Regions from separate parts of the Homo sapiens genome. Here all the other regions are linked to region 1. The links are chromatin loops, found by intact Hi-C in ENCODE. Cell type or tissue: psoas muscle. All regions are shown on one strand. Region 1 overlaps RXRA (retinoid X receptor alpha). Region 2 overlaps RXRA (retinoid X receptor alpha). Region 3 holds the start of LOC124902297 (a long non-coding RNA gene).

Evidence for each region. Peaks named below come from ENCODE experiments on the same cell type or tissue, not always from the same donor. Only the 100,000 strongest peaks of a DNase experiment are listed, where the experiment ranks them.
Region 2: a loop joins it to region 1, with 3 times the contacts of the local background. A loop is called at or near these places in 33 of 110 quality-filtered maps.
Region 3: a loop joins it to region 1, with 4 times the contacts of the local background. A loop is called at or near these places in 82 of 110 quality-filtered maps.

What each region holds. Positions count from the first base shown.
Region 1 is chr9:134,328,649-134,331,148 of GRCh38, reverse strand. The region is part of intron 1 of RXRA (retinoid X receptor alpha); the gene reads right to left. Among named protein-coding and RNA genes, the nearest start is that of RXRA, 3.4 kb to the right of the region's middle. RefSeq lists enhancers at 1,549-2,478, 2,479-2,500. In psoas muscle, no CTCF peak of the experiment used is centred here; DNase peaks (open chromatin) are centred at 998, 1,568, 1,828 and 2,168; H3K4me3 peaks cover 2,500 bases; H3K27ac peaks cover 2,500 bases.
Region 2 is chr9:134,412,780-134,415,279 of GRCh38, reverse strand. The region is part of intron 4 of RXRA (retinoid X receptor alpha); the gene reads right to left. Among named protein-coding and RNA genes, the nearest start is that of MIR4669, 35 kb to the right of the region's middle. In psoas muscle, no CTCF peak of the experiment used is centred here; DNase peaks (open chromatin) are centred at 919 and 1,259; H3K4me3 peaks cover 932 bases; H3K27ac peaks cover 2,500 bases.
Region 3 is chr9:134,171,251-134,173,750 of GRCh38, reverse strand. LOC124902297 (a long non-coding RNA gene) reads left to right here and starts at 1,726. Exons shown (of 2, transcript XR_007061834.1): 1 at 1,726-1,990. In psoas muscle, no CTCF peak of the experiment used is centred here; DNase peaks (open chromatin) are centred at 1,190 and 1,760; H3K27ac peaks cover 803 bases.

The DNA.
Region 1 (2,500 bases):
GGGCTGGTCCCAAGGACCCAGCAGCAGCGAGCGCTCTCCTGTGGCAGGCCTATATCCACAGAAAGGGCTACCTCAGTGTCCCCGATGTCCTCTATTCCTGAGTCTGTTCCTCTACACCTGACAGCCCCCAGCGACCATCATGGCCTGTTCTGGTCCAGTGCTGGAAACCTGGCCCCACCTGACCCAGGCAGGAGGCACAGAGAGGACCTAGCCACAGGATAGGGGAAACGCCCCACAAACAGACTCCCCAAACTCCCAGCCAGCCTACAACACACCAGGCTGCCTTCTCCAGCATTTGGAAGAGCCAATGAGTATGTCCATTTTTCAGATGGACAGCCAAAGCCCCAAGAGGCCAAAGAGCAGACCAGGCAGGCAGCGAGGACAGAAGGCCCAACCCCAGGTGGCCTGACCACCCGCCCAGCAATGGGACACCACCTGTCAGAACCTCTTCCTGGGAAGGTGCTGATCCCTGCAAAACCACCACCACCTCCATCCTGCAGGTAACAAAGGCCCTGAATGGGAGGGGGCAGAGGAGAGGAAGGAAGGATGAAAGACAGAGCTGCACCCTATAAAATGGAAACATACAGGCAGGTGGGCAAGGTGCAGGGGGGAGGAGGGTGACCCCTCTACCCACACCATAGCACCCTGAAACTGATCAGCTTAAGAATCTCAGGACAAAGGTCTGGAAGGTGACCCCCAAATGGACACCAGCCCCCAACAGCCACAGGCCAGCCCCCCAGGCCCTTGTGGCCCTAGACCCCAGCCTCATCCCTAGCCCAGCAAATGGCCAATTCCTATGAAAACACACCAGTTAACAGGCCAACCCAAGGCCCTGGCCACCAAAGCCAGCTAAAAAACACAAACTCAAGCCTGGCAGAGAAGGGAAGGAGGGGCAGGTCTTGGCTTGCAAAGCCCGGGTCCCAGGGACAGTGTCCCAGCCCTGAGCCAGCTGGGGGTTGGGGAGGGCCTCTGCCCTGTGTCTGCTGGGACAGCTGTGCCCTCTTCTCCAGAGGACAGGCATTGCTCACCACTCGAGGTCCCAGCCCTGAAACATTTGACCCATGGCAAAACCAAACGTCACCCAAGAAAGGAAACTCCCCAGGCAGCCTCCACTGGCACTGGGTGGACCTGTAAAGCTTTCACCCCGCCCCCACACCACCTTCCATGCAGCTGAGGTCTGTCCCACCCTCTCCTGATGCCAGAGCCCCCTGCCACATGCACGACCAGGCCCCAGGGGCAGAGGGGCACACCCCTGAGTACCCCCTGTTCCCACAGTAATTCCACAGCAAATCCTGCAGGCACCCTTTCCCAGGGGAGGAAACAAAGACCACTGACAGCGACCTCCCACACAGCCACGGGGGAGATGGGGCAGGGGCCAAGAGAGGGCAGTCAGAGGGGCCTCCTGGTGGAGGTGAGCCCCCCACAGGCCCTGAAGGACAGGCACAGCTGGAAGAACCACCAGGTGCTGGCAGAGCCGGGAGCCAGTCACAGCAGCTGCCCGCGTGACCAGGGCTGCCGGCTCAACCTGCACCCCACACCCCAAGGGACTCAGAGCACCCGCCCCCCACCAGCCCTTCCTAGGGGCCCAGCTCGTCCCATCCACATCTGGGCAGAGGGTCACAGCTGCATGCTCGGGTCCAGGCCCAGCAGCCAGCCCTAGGCAAGGTTGGAGGCTAGCAAGCCAGGGCCACCATCGGACTGGGCCATTTTTCTCTCCCTGACACCTCCCCAGTCAACAAACAGGGCCCCTCCAGAGTTTACCAAAACAAACACCCTGCCGTCGGGCAGCGCCCGCGCTAAAAGACGCCCTCGTCAGGCCCGAGCGGGACTCCAAGCCCAGCCTCCTGAGAGTCACATGACCCTGTTATTTCGGGAGGCCCCGGAATGTGCTCTATTTTGGGTCCCAAGGGCTCTGATGTTACCAGAAGCCCCTCACACAGGCTGCAAGCTCACCCAGGCCCCCAAGTGCCCCAACTCCAAGAGTGGTCAGCGGGCCTACAGCTTTGCCACCGGGTCTCTCCACAGGCGCATGGGGTCTGGTGTGGTCTGAGACCTTTGGACTCTGTGGACTCCGCCTGAGTCCCACCATTCAGGATAAGGCCAGCGGGGGCCTTCTCCCCGGCAGGCGTGGGAGCGCGGCCAGCCCCGGGCAGCAGGGCCAGGAAGCTGGGGCTGCCTCTGGCGAGTCCCTCGGCCTTGCTTTCCTTCCAGATCTGGACGCTGCACTCATCCCTGCCCTCACTGAGCGGCTCGGTGGACACCGACTGGGATCCTCTCCCTGCCCACCAAGCCCAGCGGTAGTGAATGCTGGGAGGAGGAAGCCCTCTCTACCCCAGACCCCAAAAGCGGCTGGGCAGCTGTAAGGGGTGGCCGAGTCTCCCCAGCAGCTCCAGGTCTGACCGGTCGGCCAGCCGGGCCAAGACAAGCCAGGCCCTCCACCACCACTCACCCCGAGGAGGGATTAGGCTGTGTTGACAAAAGGGCTTAGAAAAGTAGCCGC
Region 2 (2,500 bases), 84 kb before region 1:
CCCTGATTCCCTTCATGCCGCCACAGCTCTGTAACAGCCCCACGTGGATGCCTCTCAGCCACCCTGTGCCAACAGTTTCCTGCATGGCCCACTGGCTTGAGCGAGGGACTTCCGCCCACACAGGGAGACTCAGGCGGGGAGGCCCATCCCCAGCTTCAGGATACACCAACCAGGCAGAGGAGCCAGCCAGGGACCCCGCAGTCGGCATGCACAGGCCTGGCCCTACTGGAAACCTGATGGTGGGTGGGGGCAGGATGGGGAGCAGGGCTGGTGGGCAAATGGCAAGGGTCTGGCAGAGGCTGCAGAAGGCTCCGGTCAGCCCCCACATGGGACTTCCATGAGCCCTCCAGAGGGCGGTGCTCATCCGGGGCGGGGTCACTACTGACACGACCCTCCATACAGGGTCCTGAGCCTATAGAGCCGACCCCACCCACGCTGAGCAGCCCCCGGGGCAGGAAGCCCCCGCACACGCAGATCTCAGCCAGCATCTGAGCTGAGGGGTACGGCACCTCCACTGGCCCAGGTCCCTGAGACCCTAAGGATGGGCAGCAAGGGCAGAATTCTAAAGTCTCAGTGCCAAGACATAGCTGGCACTGCTGTCTTCCCAGTGGGGAAGCTGAGGCTCTGAGAGCCAAAGGGGCAGGGCTGAGCGCTCAAGACAGTGAGCAGCCTAAAGCTGCAGGCCCTGGGATCCGACAACCCCAGCCCCACAGAGCCTGCTAGCCTGCCACAGCCCAAGCAGCCGTGTGGCCCCGGCCAAGTCCCCTGACCTCTCTGTGCCTCGGCTCCCTCATCCGTAAGATGAAAATGACAGCGCCCACCCCCAGGATGGCTCCAAGAGGAAGCGCCAGCACACGGGGGGCCTGGAGGTGCTCAGAGCTGTCACCGGAGCCTCCCACCCCACGCGCCAGCCCGGCCCGGTGCCAGGGATTTTCTCCTGCTCAGAGGTAGCCCCAGGGCATGGGGAGCCCCAGACAAGGGTGGCCCTGAGCGAGGGGCCTTGCTGCCAGTTCTCCCCAGGTGCCTGGAGCTGGGCTCCTTGGCACCTGCCTCCTCCGCCAGGGCAGCCGAGAATTAATTAGCGAGTGTTTTGTGAAGCACTTTGAAGCTGTGAAGGGCCTGGCAGCTCTGCCCAGCATCATTATAAATATGATCGCTTTATTTATAGGCTGGGGGGCAGGAGGGGCCGGGATTTATGCTTTGCCAGCACAATCACCTTCTAGACGAAGTCATGCTTGACTCATGTTCCGCTGGCGCCGGAGGCCGGGCGGGAGGTGTCTGTAAACACAGAGCCTCTTTACCCTCCAGACCAGAGCGTGGCGGCTGGAGGAGGCAGAGTGGAGGCACGGGGGAGGCTGCTCAGAGGCAGAGGAGACTCACACACCGCAGCCCAGTCCTCCCAGGAAGACCTGAGACTCCTGCCCAGGCGGACCCTCCCCAGCATCACTGGGGTCCCAGGCCCCCAGAGACAAGCTGGCCTAGGACTCAGGGTGCAGCAGCCCCTCAGAAGCAAAGGACATCTCCGACCTGCCACAGCCCCTCAGGGTCAAGCAGGAGGGAGGGGGTCTGGGGAAGGGCAGACAGCTCCGAGGCAGGCATGTCGGAGCCGAGGGGCATCCCCAGGCCCACTGGCTCCTCTGGCTTGGGTAGTGGCAATGGCTGAGTCCTTCCTCCGTCCCTTGTGCAGCCCAGGGCTGGGCCCAAGACAGGCAGGACCGAACTCCACCAAACCATTCTGGCCTCCTCTTAAGGGTGGGGAGACAGAGACCCAGAGAGCAGCGCCAGAGGCCACACAGCAAGCTAGAGTCTCTAAAGGGAGTGACTTACCTTCCCTCCAGGGCTTCAACCTAGAGCAAGGCATCAGAACACGAGAACCATGCACACACACGTGCACACAAACCATGCAGACATACACACACAGACACACAGAGACATACCACACCACACATACCACACCACAGACATATCACACACACACCACACGCACACCCATACACCACACAGACATACCACACCCACACCCACACGTGACCACTGCTCTCCAACCCCACCACCAGCCACGCACAGCACTCTCATCCACCCCCAAGCTCGCAGGGGTCTTCCTGATGCCCCCAGCCCATCACAGATGAGGAACCTGAGGACTGGGCGAGGCAAGGTCACTTGCCCAGTTCACAGGCCAGAAGGCAAGAGGGCCACACTCGAGCCCAGCCGGGGCTCCCTTCCCACAGCAGAGACCTGTGGGTCAGCCACATCCCTGCAGTGCACGCACATGCACACACGTGCACACATAGGTGCACACACGCCAGACCCTGCTGTTTCCACACCCAGTCCTTCAGAGCTGGAGGGTGGGCACAGGAAGCAAAGGCAGGCAGGAAGGAAATGGGAAGCAGCCTTCCTGAGGGAGGAGGAGGAAGCAGAATGGGGGACAGCCACTGCCCCCTCTAGACCAATGTCTCCCCCGACGACCCTGGGTGGAAGCTAGGTCTTTTCCATCGGACTG
Region 3 (2,500 bases), 160 kb after region 1:
CAAATGCCGAGGCAGGGGAGGGCACCCACCAAAGCGACCCCAGGCCCACGGGACTCGGCCCAGTCTGTCGGCCCGGGGCGTTTACCGCAGGGAGAACAGGCAGCCTCTCCCCGCCAGTGTGCGCTAGGGCCTTGCGGGGCCAAGTCTCCGAGGTGGTCTCTCCTGGGGCACTGAAATGTCACCTGGAGGGACCCCCGAGGCTGGCCCACACTTTGGTGCTGTGACATCTTTTGGGCCAGTCCCAAGAAGATTCTACCTCCTACTCCAGCCCCAACCCCGCAGCCTCACCAGCAGCCCTCCCGGGGCCTCTGCCTGGGCCAGATCCCTGCCTGGAGTGCCTTCTTCCTTGGCACAGCGGTGACCGCGCAGGCCCCGGCCTCCCTCCCGAAGGCCCCGGCCCCACTCGGCCTGTCAGACCAGAAAAGCCCCTCCTGGTGGCACCACCCGTCCCTGAAGCCTGGCCTCTCTTTCTGCTTAGAACCCACACTCAAGGTTGCCGCAAAGTTCTCGTAAGTAGGGGCTGCCGCGGTGTGTGTGGAGTTATCCCAAAGTCATTCCGCACTCCCTGTGTGGCGTAGGGCCGGCAAGTGGCCTCTCTGTGCCCTGGGTTTCTCACCTGTCCGTCCGGGCAACAGCAGTGGCCACCTCTTGCCAGCCGTGCTGTCCTTAGAATGACTTGTTAAAATCGCCTGCCTCCCCTCCTGGGGTACCGAGGACCTCAGCCCCAGAGAACTGCACGGGGGTCTGTGAGTGGCTAAACTAAGACACACGAGCTGGGCTCACTGGCCTGTACCACATCCTCCTGTCTCTGCAGCACAGGCCGGGCTTCTGATGGTGGAGAGGACTTGTCCTCTTGCCTGTCCCCAGCCCACACCCACTAACACCCATGGAAACAACCGAACGCGAGCGAACTACAGCAAGAGCCCTCTTGCGGGCTGCCTCTGGGGTCTAGAGGCAGAGCCGGATCATGTGCAGCCTGAGAAGTTTCCAGAACAGCTGTGAGCCAGCTCCTGGAGGGTCGATGGCCTATGTCTGAGTCCCTCCTGGTCCCATAGGCCTGAGGCTCCGTCCCTCCTTCTTTCAGGCCCTCAGGACGCTCGCAGGGAGCCAGTCCAGGGAGATTTATGTCCCTGAGGAAGGGGAGCCCCAGCACTTGGTCCATGCAGGGCTTCCGGCCCATCGGAGCCTCGGGGTCCAGGGCAGAACCGGAATGCTCAGGAGGCCAGCACTGGGTCAGGCAAGAAGCGTCTCCGGCCAAACGCCAACCCTGGGAACGTTCCATCCCCTCCTCCCTCCCGTACGTCCGGGGTCAGCAGTCACTTTATTAATAGAGGCCCCTGAGCCCTGAGAAGAGGTCTTCTCCCCCTAGACAGTCATCACCCTCTCTGCAGAAGCAGGGAACGGCAGCCCCTTGAGCAGGCTTGACTGGGAGGCCATGGGGGCATCCCTGCAGAGTCGGAGAAATCCAGGGAGTCCTGGGCCTGCCAGGCAGGGCGGTTACCACTCTGCCCAGAGGTCACCACAGGCACTGTGAAGGGAAATGTTTTTTCTCCTTCCTAAGACACCATCTACTTCAAGGCCAATATCCATTTCATAATAGTGCTGGGGGCGGGGGGGTGGGGCGGCAAAAAGAAACCACAGTAACTGTGTACTTCGGGCAAAGTGCCTGGTCCTCAGGAACCCAGGACGTGACGGGGAAGGCATCTGCATGCAGGGAAACATCCCATTGTAAACCCTCGGGGCCTTCGATACACAGCACTGAAAGGGCCTTATCTGGACCCTCCTGCTCCCCCTGCACATCACTGACAGAGTCTTCCAGTCCCAGGAAACCTTGGAACACACAAAAAGGCACGCTGCGTCCTTCCCTCACCCTTGCAGGGCCTCCCTGAGCTGCTCCACACTCTGGACCCAATGGGAAACAGAAAACCCACAGGAATGCCAACGACTCTCCTCCGTAGAAACGCCAGTGGTGCCCGTCACGTGCTGATTGGTAAGATTAGAGCTCTTTTTAGTTTTTATTGTACTCTTTCTCCCTGTCGTTTAGTTTGTTGTTTGTTTTTAGAAATGGGGTCTCACTCTGTCGCCCAGGCTGGAGTGCAGTGGCATAACCACAGCTCACTGCAGCCTCGACCTCCCAAGTTCAAGCAATCCTCCCACCTCAGCCTCCTGAGTAGCTGGGGCCACAGGTGCGTGCCACCACGCCTGGGTAAATTTTAAAAATTTTTTACAGATGGGGTCTTGCTATGTTGCCCTGGCTGGTCTTGAACTCCTGGGCTCAAGTGATCCTCTAGTCTCAGCCTCCGGAGTAGCTGAAACTACAGGCATGAGCCACCGCGCCCGGCTCAGTGTTGCTTTAAATGTCTCTATAGTGAGCAGGTATTCTATGTATCACACAGAAAACATGACCTTCTGAAAAAAACAATGCCAGAGAGAGTCCAGACTGCAACTGGAACTGTTGCGTGCTGGGCACATACCAAGAACCCCACAAATCTAGGCATCT